Regions from separate parts of the Homo sapiens genome. Here all the other regions are linked to region 1. A link is a contact called in ENCODE Hi-C or POLR2A ChIA-PET data. All regions are on one chromosome and are shown on one strand. The core of a region is the stretch at or near the end of the contact, and the rest is flanking DNA. Distances in the headings are between cores, read along the strand shown.

Region 1 (2,802 bases), core at 181-2,680:
CCTGGGCTCAAGCGATCCACCCACCTCGCCCTCCCAAAGCGCTGGGATTATAGGCGTGAGCCACTGGGCTCGCCTGTTCAGTTTTAATTACAATGTTTAATACAATGGCTCAAATTCAAAATGCTTGTTGTTGATAGGAACTTTACCGTCTTTCAATACATACCTCTTAAAACATTATCATAAGTTCCCTGAGAATGAACTGATTTTTATTATAATAATCACAAATATACTGATTGTCTATAGTTCTTATGTTATTACTTAAGAAAAACCTATACCACCACCACCTTTTAAAAGGATACTGACAAAGTCATCAAATCCTAGAAGAGTACCAACAATTTCCTTATCACTCTTCATCACGATGTGAATTCTTGATCCTATACATTTGTCCACAAGCTCTGAGGAGGGAAAAAATATTATTTTACCATTCATTATTTCAACAAATATTTGAGTGCCTACTGGCACTCTTACTTGCATATAGTGAAAGAAAAACCAGGAAAAACATTCATTCAATAACTTTAGGTCTTATAATACAAATCTCAGTTCAAGCACAGCATCTGGCACATAATGAGCCTTCCAAAAGAGTCTGTGGCATGAAGGAATGAAAACTTTTCAATCACGGCCACGACCACTAGTTCAATCACTCTTCACCAACTACAAAAATATAAGAGGAGATAGGTATAATTATATTCACCGGAAACTCTCCGGTCACTGCTTCCCTTTCCCAACTCTGTCTATCCTCTGTGCTCTGACGGTAGCTTGAACATCTCTTTAGCTAGCCTAGCATTATGTGGCATGATGTCTACTTGTCCAGTGTTCTCTCCTCCACTGGCTTGTGTGCTATTTGAAGGCAATGGCTATGGTTTATCATTGAAAAATGCCCAGGCACGGTATCTAGTGTATAGATACTCAGTTACTACTTATTGAATGAATAAATAACAAACAGAGCTGGTTTCCAGATTCCTCATTTAAGGCTCATTCCGGACCAGGGTGTTAGTGTCACTAACCAACCACATACATAACATGGTCTATCTAATCTGGGGATCGTAAACGCCAGGCTGAGAAGTAGGCCTACTACCTATAACACTGCAGAGGCGGGCTCACAACAAAGTAGGCCGACGACGCGTTCACTAAATGTGGACCTTTTCCAGTGAAGGTCTGGTTTGAGAAGTCAAAGTCCTTGCCTGGAGGAGCCCGACCACGTTAAAGAGCAGGTGCGGCCTGCTGTCGCGAAGACTTGGAGCTCAGAGTCGAACCGCATTTGGTCTTATACATTTCCCCACACTCGGCCAGGGCCTGCCTCGGAACAGCCCCTCGGCCCCCAATCCTGAATGTCAGCTCCCTGTTCCTGCTCCCCAAAGGACGGCGATTACCTAAGGGCAGCAGCTGCGACGGGTTGGTAGTAGCGTTAGCCGCCATGGCTACGCCGGAAGTGGCCTGCCTTCATTGATGGTGGGACGACTTTGAAAAGCGCGCTTCCGCTTTTTCCGCAGCCCAAACAGGCTCGACCAATCTGAGGCCGAGCGCACGATCTAGTCAGCTGCGTGGGTCGCGTTCACTGGCTTTTTTCCCCGGCAAGTGAGATCCGGTGAAATATTTCCTGCCCACTGGACATTTTACCATCTCGGCAGATACCCATAATGCCCTTGAAGTTTTGGAGAGACGTTGAAGATATTTTGCCTTGTGAATAAATTGTTCCTGTAACGTTTGAGTCTTCTTCCCCCGTAAAGTTGCATTTCCTCTCAAGCCAGAATCTTCAAACCAGTATAAATCAATTCGTATTTCCTGCCATCAATTAACTGTTACAATTTTCGTTACAACTACTCATTAAGGAATCTATTGTTTCTTTTTAAAGTCCAGTGGATTGAAAATCTGCAACTAGCATTTTTTAAAATTTTTCTTTAGTGAGGATTTAAGATATGTTTTTTAAACTTTTTACTACTTTAATTCATCGTTCTTATCTTTTTATGTCTGGTAGTCTTATTTATTATAGGCTTTTAAATTCAGTTTCTTCAACAATTCTTGTCTCACAGGCAACCACCAGATGTCACTCTAAATTATTCCAGAAGTGTAAAATCATGCTTTCCACTTCTGTGTTGAAAACAGCAAAGTATCGGCCCTAGTCTGTTTTATATTTGTATCCTAGGAACTTAAACCTGAACAGTCTAGGTCAGGCGCAGTGGTAACGACTGTAATCCCAGCACTTTGGAAGGCCGAGGCGGGCGGATCACCTGAGGTCAGGAGTTCGAGACCAGCCTGGCCAACATGGGTGAAACCCCGTCTCTACTAAAAATACAAAAATTAGCTGGGCGTGGTGGCGTGCGCCTGTAGTCCCAGCTACTCGGGAGGCAGAGGCAGGAGAACTGCTTGAACCCGAGAGGCAGCGGTTGCAGTGAGCCTAGATCATGCAACTGCACTCCAGCCTGAACAACAAGAGCGAAACTCCATCTCAAAAAAAAAAAAAAAAAAAGCTAAACAATAAACATGAGCGGCCACAAAGAACGTCATTCATTCATACAACAAATGGTCATTAAGCACCCATCATTCCTTCATAGACTGAGTTCCTCAAGGCTGAGAATTATGGGAAGCAGTAGTTTACGTGATTAAATTTCTTCATTTTGAATTAAATGACTTTGGTTCAAATTCCATGGTCAGTTATTTGACAATGGGCAAGTTATTTTAACTTTTTAAGTCTCAATATACCCATTGGAAAAAATGGGGACAACAGTATCTACTCATAAGATTAATGTGAAGATTAATTGAGATAATCTATGAAAAGTGGTCAGCATAGGACCTGGCACATAG
Region 2 (2,802 bases), core at 183-2,682, 2.0 Mb before region 1:
GAAGCTGGTTCTCTCAGTTTTGCTTAAAATCACGGCATGGGTACGTGGCCAAAACTTAGCCAATCGGGACATTCTGGGGCTTTCAATTAGAAGCTAGTGCCCAAGACAGCAGGGACTCCAGAGAGGCTGACACATTTGGGTTTCAGGAACTGCAGGGATGTACAGAGGCAGGCAGTGTCCAGGGCAGGGGGTGGTGGACAATACAGCATCCACGTTTACCAAGTTCAGCAGTGGCGTGGAAGAGGCTCCGTGGGCTGGTTCTGTTGTGTGATGCCCACTGTATTACAGTTGCTGTGCCTCCCTTTATGCTTGTCCGTTTTGTCAGCTTTGTACTCCTGCCTTCCTGGTCATTCTGTGAGCTCTCCAATAGCCTTTCAACACATTCTTTTTTTTTTTTTTTTTTTTTTTTTTGCTTAAATCAGCCAGTTTCTGTTGCTTGCAACTAAGAACTCACGATGTTAGCAGAGATCATGTTTGTCTCATTCGACGCTGTCAAAAAGGTTTTGAACATAATCTATTGCACCTCTGTCCTACAGACTGAGAGTTCCTCGAAACAGCCACTTTACTCAATCATGTTTATACCCTTAGTGTTAAGTGCCGGAAGAATATGTACTAAATGAATGAATGGACTGGGCTGAAGAGCAATGATTTACCAACACTGGTTATAGTTCATGCAGCCCCTTGACCTAACTGAACACAGCATTATTACAAATAAGACATGGTCCCAGCTTTCAGGACCTCTTAGATGAGGAGCGAAAGGCAGGTAAACGGATTTTCACAATGCCAGGTGAGAAGTGCTGTAACAAAGGTTATGTACAGAACAGAAGGCAACCAATTCCCAGACACGGGTCAGAGAAGACTCTCCAGAAGTACCAACTGTATGCAATCTGTTAAGTTAGTGGACGAGAGGCCAAATCGGTGCAGACCGAGCAGCCGGTGCAAAGGCCAGGAGGGGGAAAGCTCCAGGCAGCCCGAGAGGGCACCGTGGCCCGGGCAGGGCCGGGCAGTGGGCGCAGCGGAGGAGGTGGACCCGCCCAGGAGGCGGAAGCCGCGTCCTAGTACCCTCATCAAGAAGAACTGCATTCCTGGCCCGATCGGCCACGTGTGCCCCCGAGGAAGCGCCTTCTGGGCATCCCGGCCCCGGCGTGGGTAGCGCGGGAGGGGGCACTCACCTGCAGGCGGGCCACACAGAAGAACGCCGCCGAGGGGTTTCGGAGGTGGATCCTCTCTGTCAGCAGGTTGCTGCCGTAGGCAAAGTACAGAAAACTCTCCTCATCTGGACCCGTGACGTCCTTGCAGCCCGAGTTGGCCATATCCCACTACGCCCCTGCACTGGAGCCTGAAGCAGAGTGTAAGGAACGGCCAGAGAGCGCAACACTGGGGCCCACTACCCCGGCGCAGTGACCGCCGCGCGGCAGCCTCAGGGTTAGGGGACTGGCGGGAAGCGTGGGCCGGTCGAGTCAGGAGCGAGCGCTCTCCTGATTGGCTGCCGGTCCCCACCGACCTGAGTCGCCCCCTTTGATTGGCCATCCCCACGGCCTTCCCTCCGCCTTCCGCCGAGACTCAGAAATAGTCTGTCCTGAAGCAATCCGGCGCTGGCTCCTCATTGGACACGACCTACTGATGTCCCGCCCCTCCTTGCTCAAGGCTTCCTCTGATTGAGGGGTGGACAGGCACTCCTCACAGGCGGGTCGGGTCCCATGGACACTGGCTGAAGGTCGTGGCGCGTGACTGGTTTCTTCGCTCTGGGGTGCTTGTGTGTGGTTCTTTGGTACTTTCTGTGCCTTAGGAAGTTCTGGTCAGATCTGAGGCGAAACAGCGGCCCAGGCGACTCCATCAACGGCTCCCTCATCCGGCAGCTCGCCGGGTCCTGCCTTCCTGGCCTAGAGGAGTCGGGCAGGACGGGTCCGTTCACCCTTTCTGCTGGTTCCGGCACCCCCAGCACTGGTCATCAATCTGACCCCTTTCCACGGACCCGTCGCCTGCTGGAGCGGCCCCTCTGAATGCTTGGGACTCCCTTCCCTGTTACATGGAAGTTACATGCCTGGGCTTAAATCCCGACGCTGCCATTTACTAGCCAAGTAACTTTGGGCACCTCTGGTCTCCGTTTCCTCTTTTTAAAAATCGGGATCATAATATAAGTTAGGGTCACAGTAGAAACCCCTATATTGTGTTTTGGTTACCCCCTCCCACACACACACACATCCTGGGTGTATTTTTTAAAACCTATATTGTTAACTTTTGAATGAACATAAGGGCATAGGAACATTGTCTATCCTTGACACCCAGCTATTAATCTCTAAATACCACCCCCCACTAAAAGGTACCAAGTGATCCTTCGAGAAATGACTGATGCCAGGTCAGGAGCTAGGAGTGAATGAGGACAACTTGGAACATCTTGTGTCAGAAGCTCAGGACGCCTCTCAAGACGAACGAGGTCCTTCTAAAAGGACATGGGAACCAGCCTGAAGTTGCCCACTGGCCAAAATTAGAACAATTTGAGAATCAAAAATAACAATGACTGCAAACTGAAAAATGATTGGAAACTTTAAACATAAAAAAGCCATTCCCCCCAAAGAGTAATCCAAATTAAAAAAAAAACTATAACTTCATTTGCCACACTATTGGTGGTGACTATTACACCAACTTTACTCTGCAAAGTGATAATTTAAGAAAACAAACAGGTATTCCGCCTTTCTAGTAGCAGCTGTATTTCGGGGTAACTGAAATACAGCTGATGACGAGCATCAGTTGATGAGGAAACAGTTCTCTTTACAAAAGTATGCCAACTAAGTCATCCTA
Region 3 (2,802 bases), core at 102-2,601, 1.8 Mb before region 1:
AAGAGCCGCAAGGAAGGGAACAAGTCCCACTGTGAAAGCGCTTATTTTTTAATAGACTTTGTTTTTTAGAGCAGTTTTAGGTTCACAGCAACACTGAGTGGAAAGTTCAGAGATTCCTCATATGTTCCCTGTCCCCACCCCCAACTATTCACATCCCCCACCAGAGTGGTACATTTGTTATAATCAATTAACCTATGTTGACACATCATTATGACCCAAACTCCATTGTCTACACTAGGGTCCACTCTTGGTGTTGTTCATTCTATGGGTTTGGACAAATGTATAATGTCACATATCCACCATTGTGGTGTCATATAGGATAGTTTCACTAACCTAAAAATAAAAATCCTCTGTGCTCCACCTGATCATTCCTCCTTCCCCCAAACCCCTGGTAACTACTAATCTTTTACTGTCTCCATAGTTCTACCTTTTCCAGAATGTCATATAGTTGGAATCATAGAGTAAGCAGCCTTTTCAGATCAACTTCTTTCAATTAAGAAAGTTTGTTTCCTCTGTGTCTTTTCATGGCTTGATAGCTCATCGTTTTTTTAAGTCCTGAAAAATAACCCATTGTCTGGATGCACTATAGTTATGCATTTATCTGGGCAGTCCCAGATATCCTGGTTGCTTCCAGGTTGTATCAATTCATAAATACAGATGCTATAGACATTTGTGCATGAATTTTTGTGTGGACATGAGTTTTCAACTTCTTTGGGTAAATACCAAGAAGGAAGAGAGGGGACAAGCTCCAGTGTGTAAGCACTTTTCAAACCTCTGCTTGCATCACTTTTGCTAATGGCCAAAACAAGTCATGTGGTCAAGTCCAGATTAGGAACAGGGAGATGGTGGAGAGAAATAGCTCTACCTCCTAATGGAAGAAGAGGCAAAGTCATATTGCAAAGACTTGTGCCCACTGGAAAGGGAAGAATCTGTGGTCGTTTTTGCAATCGATCCCATTCTGGTACATGCTTGCTTTTTGAAGTCTTGATGTTCTGCTTAAAGCATCAAGTTGTTACATCATGGCCCATTTGCGATATAAAGAATAAAACAAAGCTATTGGACTAGATGGCTTCAGAAACTGCTTAGTTCAAAAGGTGAAGTTTGCAGCAGCAGAAGTCTATAATAAGTTTCACATATTCAATTTATTTATTCAACATGTACCATGTGCTAGGCACTAGACACAACCACAAACAAGGGAGAGCAGTTTCCTGCCTCAGAATTTCTATGTCACTGAGAGACAGAAAATAGAATAACATGTGAGATGAAGGAAATAAATGGGTGATGTGATAGTGAATGGAGAAAGAGAGGGGGAAACATCTACTCTATGTGGTAAGAGTAGGGATAGGTACCTTTTGAGCTGAGATGTGGAATATGAGGAGGGAGCCAGGAATGGAGGCTGCTAAAAAGGACCTCCCTTCTCTTCTGCTTTCTCTTTCCCTTCTTGTTTCCTGTCATCATCTCTCTATTTCTAGATCAGTGCTTCTCAGACTTTAATGTATGTATGAATCACCTGGAGAGCTTGTTAAAATGCAGATCAGATTCAGCAGGTCTGGGCTGGGACCCGAGATGCTGCATTTCTAATAAGTTCCCTGGTGATGCTGCTGCTGCTGCTCCTTGGACCACCCTTTACACAGCAAGAACCTGGAGGTGGGGTAGGTGCTGAGGCGAGATAATAGAACCAGAATCAGGGCAGTGGCGGGGCGATGAGGGCCACTAGGTGGATTTGAGAGCTGTTTAGGAGGTAATGTCAAGGCCTGGGGAAGCTGGTGGTGCAGACCAACGGTGACAGAGGAAGAGGCTAGGGTGGCAGTCATGTGTCTGGCATGGATAAGGGTTGCACAGGAGTGTCCTTGCTGGGCTGGGGAGAGGGGAGGAGAAGCAAGGCTGGGGGACCAGGAGATGGGCAGTGTGCCTTTGGACCTGCTCAGTTTGAGGGTCCTCGGGCTAGGCCAGTAGAGGCAGCTGGATACTGTAGTGGTGGGGAGAGGACAGCAAGTAGGTCTGAAATACAGAGCTGCTCTATAGATGAACTTCTAGAAGGAGTGAGTGATTCTTGGATGCTCCCAATGACATATCAATAGAGGCAGCACAGATGGCTCCGTCATGGTTCAGAAGACCTTTTCGAATCATTCAGGAGCCTAGGCCCTGAAGGATCTAGGACATCAGGGATCATCGGTCTACACTCAGACACCTTATCATACAGTCCTGCTTTACTAACAGTGTGAAGCCTGGGCTGGGGGTAGGTGGAAAGGAAGTACTTTGTGCTCTGTTCCCTTGGTACCCAGAATGGGTCTTGGATCAGCAACATCAGCATCCCTAGGGACATTTCAGAAATGCAAATTATTTGCCCCCCTCAGATCTGCAGATTCAGAATCTGCATTTTGACAGACTCCCAAGTAATTCGTGAGCTCAGTACAGTTTGAGAAGCACCAGCCCAGGCCAGCAGTTCTCAATCTTCCATACATTTGAATCACCAGGGGAGCTTTACAAGGTGCTGATGCCTGGGTGGCATCTCCAAGAATTTCTGATCTAATTGGTCTGGGGTAAGGCCAAGGATTCAGGACTTTTACAGCTGCCTAGGTAAGTCTAATGCATATCCAGGGTGAAAACCCCTGCCCTGGCACCACCCAACCTTTGACTGACTACAGCTGGCGATATTGAAGGTGAATGACATTGTAGAAGTAACTTTGCATCTTTGGGCCTCAAGTTGGAAACCTGCAACCCCTCTAACTACCCCCATCCCCATTCCCATGTGCCTGGTGGGAGCCTGGAGGAGGGCAGGCAATGTGGGAGGGTTCTGGG

Evidence for each region. A loop is a pair of places that touch in the nucleus more often than their neighbours do. ChIA-PET counts read pairs that join two places held with the same protein, here RNA polymerase II (POLR2A). Pooled maps may share reads with other maps.
Region 2: a loop to region 1 is called in a pooled map, with 8 times the contacts of the local background. The contact joins the promoter of GGCT here to the promoter of LSM5 in region 1. A Hi-C loop is called at or near these places in 1 of 37 single-sample maps with no recorded cell type and 9 of 50 pooled maps. POLR2A ChIA-PET finds 5 or more read pairs at or near these places in 1 of 52 experiments (activated CD4-positive, alpha-beta T cell).
Region 3: a map with no recorded cell type shows a loop between it and region 1 (8-fold over the local background). The contact joins the enhancer-like site here to the promoter of LSM5 in region 1. A Hi-C loop is called at or near these places in 1 of 168 maps with a recorded cell type or tissue (naive thymus-derived CD4-positive, alpha-beta T cell), 1 of 37 single-sample maps with no recorded cell type and 6 of 50 pooled maps.

What each region holds. Positions count from the first base shown.
Region 1 is chr7:32,488,950-32,491,751 of GRCh38, forward strand. It overlaps LSM5 (LSM5 homolog, U6 small nuclear RNA and mRNA degradation associated), which reads right to left and starts at 1,431. Exons shown (of 5, transcript NM_012322.3): 1 at 1,371-1,431; 2 at 300-395. The coding sequence starts at 1,416. RefSeq lists an enhancer at 1,334-1,383.
Region 2 is chr7:30,503,397-30,506,198 of GRCh38, forward strand. It overlaps GGCT (gamma-glutamylcyclotransferase), which reads right to left and starts at 1,433. Exons shown (of 4, transcript NM_024051.4): 1 at 1,173-1,433. The coding sequence starts at 1,313. RefSeq lists enhancers at 641-1,520, 1,169-1,378, 1,521-2,399, 1,819-1,908 and a silencer at 839-1,018.
Region 3 is chr7:30,737,025-30,739,826 of GRCh38, forward strand. All of the region lies in intron 1 of LOC105375220 (a long non-coding RNA gene), which reads left to right. Among named protein-coding and RNA genes, the nearest start is that of INMT, 14 kb to the right of the region's middle. Within about 2 kb of position 1,352, at least 2 of the 41 ENCODE cell types and tissues checked have a DNase peak (open chromatin) inside an H3K27ac peak, as active enhancers do.